Linked DNA regions of Homo sapiens: regions 1 and 3 are each linked to region 2. The links are chromatin contacts, found by Hi-C or POLR2A ChIA-PET in ENCODE. All regions are on one chromosome and are shown on one strand. The core of a region is the stretch at or near the end of the contact, and the rest is flanking DNA. Distances in the headings are between cores, read along the strand shown.

Evidence for each region. A loop is a pair of places that touch in the nucleus more often than their neighbours do. ChIA-PET counts read pairs that join two places held with the same protein, here RNA polymerase II (POLR2A). Pooled maps may share reads with other maps.
Region 1: a loop to region 2 is called in a map of endothelial cell of umbilical vein, with 8 times the contacts of the local background. The contact joins the promoter of NTRAS here to the promoter of RCOR3 in region 2. A Hi-C loop is called at or near these places in 3 of 168 maps with a recorded cell type or tissue (HCT116, ascending aorta and endothelial cell of umbilical vein) and 11 of 50 pooled maps. POLR2A ChIA-PET finds 5 or more read pairs at or near these places in 4 of 52 experiments (H1, MCF 10A, Panc1 and 1 more).
Region 3: a map with no recorded cell type shows a loop between it and region 2 (10-fold over the local background). The contact joins the enhancer-like site here to the promoter of RCOR3 in region 2. A Hi-C loop is called at or near these places in 1 of 37 single-sample maps with no recorded cell type and 3 of 50 pooled maps. POLR2A ChIA-PET finds 5 or more read pairs at or near these places in 3 of 52 experiments (H1, MCF 10A and activated T-cell).

What each region holds. Positions count from the first base shown.
Region 1 is chr1:211,638,445-211,641,144 of GRCh38, reverse strand. It overlaps NTRAS (non-coding transcript regulating alternative splicing), which reads right to left and starts at 1,337. Exons shown (of 3, transcript NR_131925.1): 1 at 1,256-1,337; 2 at 785-926.
Region 2 is chr1:211,258,108-211,260,807 of GRCh38, reverse strand. RCOR3 (REST corepressor 3) reads right to left here and starts at 1,442. Exons shown (of 12, transcript NM_001136223.3): 1 at 1,082-1,442; 2 at 644-700. The coding sequence starts at 1,247. LOC105372902 (a long non-coding RNA gene) reads left to right here and starts at 1,616. Exons shown (of 2, transcript XR_922552.3): 1 at 1,616-2,072; 2 at 2,233-2,700. RefSeq lists silencers at 864-1,163, 1,234-2,023 and enhancers at 726-1,225, 1,728-2,229, 2,504-2,623.
Region 3 is chr1:211,605,187-211,607,912 of GRCh38, reverse strand. It overlaps LOC105372903 (a long non-coding RNA gene), which reads left to right. Exons shown (of 2, transcript XR_001738450.2): 2 at 680-2,726. Among named protein-coding and RNA genes, the nearest start is that of SLC30A1, 27 kb to the right of the region's middle. Within about 2 kb of position 1,317, at least 10 of the 41 ENCODE cell types and tissues checked have a DNase peak (open chromatin) inside an H3K27ac peak, as active enhancers do.

The sequences.
Region 1 (2,700 bases), core at 88-2,587, 380 kb before region 2:
ATTTACTAAGAGGATAGTTTTTTTTTTTGAGATGGAGTCTCACTCTGTCATCAGGCTGGAGTGCAGTGGTGCGATCTCAGCTCACTGCAACCTCCGCCTCCCCGGTTCAAGCGATTCTCCTGGCTCAGCCTTCCGAGTAGCTAGGACTACAGGCACGCGCCACCACGCCAAGCTAATTTTTGTATTTTTAGTAGAGATGGGGTTTCACCATGTTGGCCAGGATGGTCTCAATCTCTTGACCTCGTGATTCGCCTGCCTCAGCCTCCCAAAGTGCTGGGATTATAGACGTGAGCCACCACATCCGGCTGAGGATAGATCTTAAGTGTTCTCATCTCTCACACACACAAAGAAGAAAATAGTGACTGTATGAGGTGATGGATATGTGAATTAGCTTGATGGTAGTGATCATGTCATAATGTGTACATATATCAAAACATCAAGTTGTACACCTTAAATATACACAATTTTTATTTGTCAATTATATCCCAATAAAGCTGTTTTTGTCTTTTGTTTTTAAAAAAAGAGTTCAAAGTTCTAATACCTAAATTACTTTTCCAGGCCTGGTTAATTCCCATTCTCTTGCCAGTAACTTTTAGTAGAAAGAAGGACAGTCTCCCCTCTCCCTTCCCAATCCTCCCCTCCACCCTAGCCCTTGTCCCAATACAGAGGCTTTGATGAGTTCTGCTCTGAAGTGCCCAGTGGTCAATAAGCACCAAGAATCCTGACCCAGCCAGGCATTATCTCCCGGCAGGCTTGCTTTTCACCAAGGCCTCCTGGTACTCACATGTTGAAGTTATTTTATCTTGCCTTCAAAGCTTGTAGTGATCAGAGGTATTAAACTCTGGAGCCAACAGCTAATATTTGTTGAGCAAAATCTCATGCAATCTTTGTAGCAGCCCTGTGAGAGAGGTTCCCCCGCTATCAGCCTGATTTACAGAACAGAAAAGTCACTTGCCTGAGATTACACAGCAAGCCGAGAGGCTGAGATTCAGATTCATACATCTGACTCCCGAGTGCTTGGGTTTAACCCTCGAGCTCCTGTCTCTTGGCAGACCCCGTGGATCAGTCCGCTAAAGTTGACCCGAGGAATTTCCCTCCTTCACCTCTGAGCTTATATCCAATCCTCGATCTTCAAGTTTTCATCACTCCTGGGATATTTCCCTTTAGAGGCAGCTGATTCACAGACCCATGGAGTCAGAAGTTTACATTTTACTGACAGATCAATTAGTTCCCAAGGGAGGATGTAGAGTCCTACCTTGCAAGAAACCCCAAGGACCAGCAGGTCTCTCTGCTCCAGTGTCCCTGGGCCCCTTGTCAGCCATGGCCAGGGTTGGGACAGGCAGAAACCAGCCTGAGAAAAGCACGGAAAACAATGTCCAGTGCCATGATCAGGGGTGGGTCCGGTGGGCTGCTTCCTGGCATGCTGATCTATGCTGGGGCTCAAACATCACTGGAGCGAGTGTGGAACCAGATGACGCAGTTCCTATGCACGTCTCCTCTCAACTGTGATGTGAAACTTGGTCTAGCTTCTGCCAAAGAAAACACAGCCATTGAGTAGGAATAAAATTTGTTCCTGGTCCACTCATTTCTATTGAAAATGTTCTCACAGGCTGCCTGGTACAACTTTTCCTGAAGTGGGCTGTGCCATGACAGGAGCTGTTTCCAGGGAATAAGTGGTTTATTAACTGAATTTAAAACACTTTGAGAGGCTGGGTGTGGTGGCTCACGCCTGTAATCCCAGCACTTTGGGAGGCCGAGGTGGATGGATCACGAGGTCAGGAGTTCGAGACCAGTCTGACCAATATGGTGAAGCCCCATCTCTACTAAAAATACAAAATTTAGCCAGGCATGGTGGTGCATGCCTGTAATTCCAGCTACTCAGGAGGTTGAGGCAGGAGAATCTCTTGAACCCGGGAGGCAGAGGTTGCTGTGAGCCGAGATCGCACCACTGCACTCCAGCCTGAGTGACAGAGTGAGACTATGTCTCGAAAACAAAACAAAACAAAAACAAACACTTTGATGGGTTGAGTTCCGTGGCTAATGCCTGTAATCCCCACACTTTGGGACACCAAGGCGGGAGGATTGCTTGAGGCCAGTTTGAGACCAGCCTGGGCAACATAGGGACACCCAGTGTGGTGTTATGAAATAGATTGGTTTTCGTCCAAGAGGGTTCCTGGCTCATAACTCCCATAGCCCTTGTTTCAGTCTTTTGTTAGAATGTTGGGTGCATTAGGCCTCAGGGGCAGCCTCTGACCTTCTCCCTAGCTCTTTTCACTCTAACATTCCCTCGCCTTTCTGATTGTGGATTTTAAGACTCTCCCATGCAAGGGTCCCACCCTATGCCCTGGGGGAAAGAATGCTGATGTCAAGAAGCTTCCATAAAAGCTCAAGAGGACAGGGTTCAGGGAGCTTTTATCCGGATAGCTGAACACAGGGAGGTTCCTGGAGTGTAGCGCCCAGGGAGGGCATGGCAGCTCCACACTCCTTCCCTGATACCCCGCCTTACATGCCTCTTCGTTTGTATCCTCTGCGATATCCTTTGTAATAAACCAGTAAATGTAATAAGTGTTTCCCTGAGTTCTGTGAGCCGCTCCAGCAAATTAATCAAACCCAAAGAGGGGGCCATGGGAACCCAAACTTGAAGCTGGTCAGTCAAAAGCTCTGGAGGCCTGGCCTTGCAACTAGTTTGTGTGGTGGGGC
Region 2 (2,700 bases), core at 193-2,692:
CCCAGAGCTGGCTGGCGAGCGAGGTGTGCCTGCCGCTGGCGTCTCCCCACCCCCTTCCCCCACCCCTTTCTCTCCGCGGCTCCTGCACTCCGCAGAGCTGCCGCGACCAAAGCTACACCACCTAGCCAAAAAGAAAGAAAAGAGACAATCCCGGCTGCGCACAGGTCGGCAGGGCTCGCCCTTGGCTTCCCCGGCCGGTGACAGCCGCCCTGGCCTCTGCCACCCGCCCGACAGAGCGCGGCCCTCGGCGCCGGGGCGAGCGAGGTGGCAATTGACATTTGCACGGTTCGTCCATACAGTCCGCACGCCTGCTCCTCCAGCCCGCGGCCTCGGACCCTGGACTCCGCCAAGGGCCGTCTCCCTCTGCTCACCCCGACCCTGCCCCAGGCTCAAGGGCTAGGAAGGCGATGCCCCCAGCGGGCAAGTGGCCTCCGAAGGGAACCATGTTAACCTTGCAGTGCACACATCTGCCCACACGCCCAGTGTCACAGCCCGGCCAAGCCTGACAGCCTCCCCGCCACGGATGCCTGCCCAGCCCAACCCCGCATCCCCTCCCGGCCCCATGCCCGGACTCCTAGCCCGTCCACCCCAAACCAAGCCCAGGAAAGGGGATATGAGATTTTGCTTAAGCAAATATATCTACCTGGATCAAATTCAGGGATCCGAGCTTGGTATTCGGCTCCGACTCTCATCCCAACATCTGCAAAGCAATGCCAAAAAATATATATAAAAAATAAAAAAGAAGAAAAGAAAGAAAAAGGAAGAGACACTTAAAAAATAAAAATCGCTAGATGGAGGAAAGAAGCGGCGGGTGGATGGGAAGATATCAACTCGGGGCACTCCGGGAGATGGCAGCGGATTGGGGGCGGGGAGCGGGGGGGGGCAAAGGCGGAGGATTGGTCGAGGGCGGAGGGACGGGGGGTCGCGGGGGTGCTGCTGCACTGCACCGGGAGTTCGAGGCTACCGCAGCGCCCAGGCTCTGAGGGGAGGGAGGGCGGGAGAGCGGCGAGGGGAGGGGGCTGGGGGAGGGGAAGAGGGAGGGGGGCAGGCGGGCTGGCGGGGAGGAGTTCGAGGCTACCACCGTGCTCGTCGTCGCTGCTGCAGCCGCTCTCGGGCTCTGAGTAGTGCAGCCCGCCGTTGGTGGACGAGGCGCCGCTGCCGCCGCCGCCTGCCGGGCTCTTGGCGCTGCCGTTGGCCGATCGGTTCTTCCCCAGTAACTCGGGCCCTTTCTCCATCATGCCGGGCATGGTAGAACAGGGGAGGGGGAAAGGTGAGGGGAAGAGGCAGGCGTCAGGGTGAAGGCGGAGATGGCTTAGAGCGCGGGCGGGAGGGAAAGGAGGAGGAGGAGGAGACGGCGGCGGCGGCGGAGGAGGAGGAGGCTGTTAATATGGAGCCGCCATAACCGCCCCGCTCCGGCAGTAGCGCAGTCGCCTCACAACAACCCGCCCCGGCCCCGCCTCTCTCCCCTCCTCCCTCCGCCGCCGCCCGCCCCGCGCAGTCCCGGGCGCCCCTCGGCCGCACCGCGCTCTACGCCGCCGCCGGTATCACTCCGCTCCGCAGGGAGGTTCCGGCCGCCTGGGGGGAGGGGAAGGGGGGAGGGGCGGGGAAACCCCGCTCGCAGGCAGCCGGGCCACCCCAACCAAGCGCTAATAAAATCGCCACCGAGGCGTGGCCGCCGCTCGGGCTTTCTTCCTAGGGGGCGCTCCGGAGCGCGGGCGGGAGATGCACACGAGGGAGCGGGACTCTTTGCCCTCTCTGGGCGGAAGGAACGCGGTCACCCTGAGAAAGGACCGGCGCGACCCGACTGGGCGACCGGGGGGAGCGGCCCCCCCCCTCTGCGGACCGGGCTGCAGGCACGGGCCTGAGCGCGGCGTTCCTCAGATGTCTGGACCCGCAGGCCGCTCAGTTTCCCGGTGTCCGCTGGCAGCCTCGAGCTAGGGGCGCGCTCTGGCCCGCGGTGCAGTCGCGCAGTATAGCAGGGCGGCCTTGGGGCTCTGAGGCCCAACCGGCGAAAGAAGTAGACTCGGCCCTAACCATCTCGACGCTACAATTTTTGTTTCTGGATCTCTGAAGTAGGGCCCAGTTCCCGAGAGAGAGTCTGGGGATGACGGGATGAGTTTCCGGGGCTGAGCGATGCAACTGTTTTTTGCTGAAGCCCCTCTCCCCGATCCTAACCCTACTGTCTTATTCTTACCATCTTTCTTTCCTTTTTTTTCTTCTCTGTTTTAATAGCTGGGGAGTGAGTGCTGTGGAGTGAGGGGGAAATAAGATAAACATGAGACCTGGCCCAGTAGACGCGTTTTCAGTTCTTGCTGACCTGCGGTCTCCGCTTGGAGCGCTGGGGGAGAGGGCGGAGTCCCCCGGCAGAGGTGAAGCGAGAGCTGCTTTCTGGCAGCGTTTCCAGCCTGGAAGGAGTTGTGCTCTGTAATGCTTTTCTGAATTGCATTCGGCGAAAGGAGTAGGAAACTGCGTTTATTCCTTCACCAGATTTGAGGGCATCTGCTGCGTGCCAGGCTGCCTGGCATTGGGGGCTGTTTATGATTTTCTTTTCCTCTTTTTCTGATTTCTTCCCCCCCACTGACGAATAAGTAGAAATAAGTGAGGATTTAACTGTGAGCCTCTAGTATGCAGATGTATGCTGAGCGGTATTGGGGTTCAGCAGATACTCTCCAAACACTTGAAAATACTGTCTTGTAATAA
Region 3 (2,726 bases), core at 68-2,567, 350 kb before region 2:
ACATGGCGAAACCCCCTCTCTACTAAAAATACAAAAATTAGCTGAGCCTGGTGGCATGCGCCTGTAATCCCAGCTACTCGGGAGGCTAAGGCAGGAGAATCGAACCTGGGAGGCAGAGGTTGCAGTAAGCCAAGATGGTGCCATTGCATTCCAGCCTGGGCAGCAAAAGTGAAACTGTTTCTGTCTCAGAAAAAAAAAAAAAAAGCAAGCAAGAAAGAAAGAAGTACTAGGAGTTAGTGTCTTATTGGACATCAGGGAAGTGGGTGGACAGTGACAGAGGGAGTCTGACAGAGGGAGTCAAAAATGGCTCCAAGGTCTCTGACCTGGGTGAAATCATGGAACTTCTGCCTGTACCATTAATAACTCCTTTCTCTGAGAGCTGTCTCCTCACTCACAGGGAAGGTCCTCTGTCCTGTTCGTACTGGGTCCCCATTGTTTTTGCAGCCTGGCCCTCCCTCCCTTTCTGGGAATGGACCCTTCCCTCCTGGGAAGCATCCATTGCTCCCTCATCTCTCCACGGCTGTTGTGGAGGTCACTGTGTAAATGCACAGCCTTTGTCTAGGGACGCCGGACCCAAGATGGGTCAATCGGAACTCTTCCTCAGCTTGGGACTAAAGCAAAGAAAGATCTCTCTCTCTCTCTCTCTCTCTCTCTCTGTCTCTCTCAATCTCTCTCGGAGGCTGAAGATGTGATTGGGCCAGCTGGTGACCTGTTGCTGGCCTCATGCTTCCACATGAAGATGCCAGGCTGCAAAACGGAGAAGAAGGAAGCCCATGCAGAGATGGCTTCTGAGTGAGAGCTTAGGAGCAGCTGCCCGGGTGCCCGTAGGCGGTCAGATTTCTAGATGCACTTCCTGTTCTTGGGTTCCGCAAGACACCCTCTGGCTCTTTTGCATACATTTTAAGCAACTACTTCTGAAGTTGGGAAATCAGGAGTAGCCGCTGACTCTAAAGAGAAACTATATCAATTTGGAATGTATTTGCATTATCAGTGAGTTTACTGGAAGTATTAAAGCTGGACCATCACTTGGAGATGTTGTAAGGAAATGTGAACATTTGGCGAACAGACCTTTAAATAAAGAAGGAAGCCATGGGAGTGGCTGAGATCTCCCTGAGAGAAAGTGGAGAGATGTTCAGAGGTAACTTCGTTTAGAAACTTTTATTTAAAAATCACATTTAGAAACTAGAAGGTGTGGGGGGACCCAGTAAAGGAGACAGAAAGGGATTTACCAGAGAGTTGCGGGAGCTACGATTGTGGTGTCAAAGAACCAAAGGGAGGAGCAAATGCAAGATCTCAACCAATAAGGAAGTGTAAGCGACGAAGGGCAGGCCTTGGGGTGGGTCGACTCAGCAGCTCCACCATTTTACTGAGAGCCCAGGTGCTTTCTACCTCTCTGCTCTGCTGTGCTTGGCGTTGGCTTCACCTGAGGGTTGAAGGTTCTTTCCTTGGATGAGAGATAACTGTGAGTAACTGGCACAGTGGAAGGGAGAGAAAGGACACTTTCCCAGCCATGGAATCTGAGCTTCTGTCTTCAGTCTGATTGGGCTATTTTAGATCCTGTGCTCACCCTAGCCCAAAAAGATTCCCCGGAGAAATGCCATTTACTAATACCCTTCGCCTATCAGGAACCACCCCTGTGGACCCAGGAACAGGGTCTGTGTCCCTTGAAGCACGTGACAGCAGAGGACGGGAGGCTCCACCTGAACATGACCAGGGGTCTCCTGGGGAGGAAAAATGGAGATGGAAGCTGCAGAGGAAACGAACAGCTGCCCCCACACATGCCGTACAAGGCCTGCATGGGATGATGTACGTAGAGCTGCATTTAATGTATACTAAAAATCACTGGGCCGTGTTGCTAACTTCTGTTAGCAGAGAATGCAGAAAGGCTGTGGGAGCCTTTCATTGCCAGCTCTACGTGACCCTTCCCCTTATGATCAACACCAGACCAGGGATTTAACTACAAGGCCCTGCCTTACCCAGCTCTTTTTGTCCCCACTTTGCAAAGTTCCTAAAATGTACCAGATTTCTTTCTTCTTCATGGTCTTATATGCTGATCCCTCTGCGGAAAACAGTCTCTGTATTTGTTGCCTTTTCTTACGTAGGTTTCACTTCATGTCATTCCTTAAAGAGCACTTCCCTGTCCTCCTAAACTGAATTAGGTGCCCCCTCCCTGGCTTGTGTCCCTATTGGGATCTAGTTCCAGATTGTAATTATGTTTCTATTATGTTCATGTGTAGCTCTGTGGTATGGGGGCCACATTTGTTCTGCTCACTAGTGAATCCTCAGAGCCTGGCACATGGCAATGCTCAAGACATTTGATGAATGAATTAGCTATTTCATGCACTTCTTCGTCTAACTCTCATGCCTATTGTCTTTTTTAAGCATGTGAGACATCTTTGGAGGTTATTGAATGTAAAGATTTCTACAAAACAGTACCCATTCCAAAAGATTAATGATGTTTAATAAACCTAAATAATAAGGAATGCTTGGAAAGCTCATAAAGTAACAGCAATGGAACAGGGAGATTTTTTAAATCATATTTAAGTAATTTATTGCTTTGCATCAGTTACCCTTACACAGATAAAGCCAAGACTAGAGCAAATTGGTGAACTAGTTAGTTCAACACTGTCTTTGCCCCAGCCCCTATCTCACTAGCTAATTACATTAGCAGACATATATCAAATGTTTCCTCTGTGCTGCCCATTGTGCTGGACTGTGAGATTTGG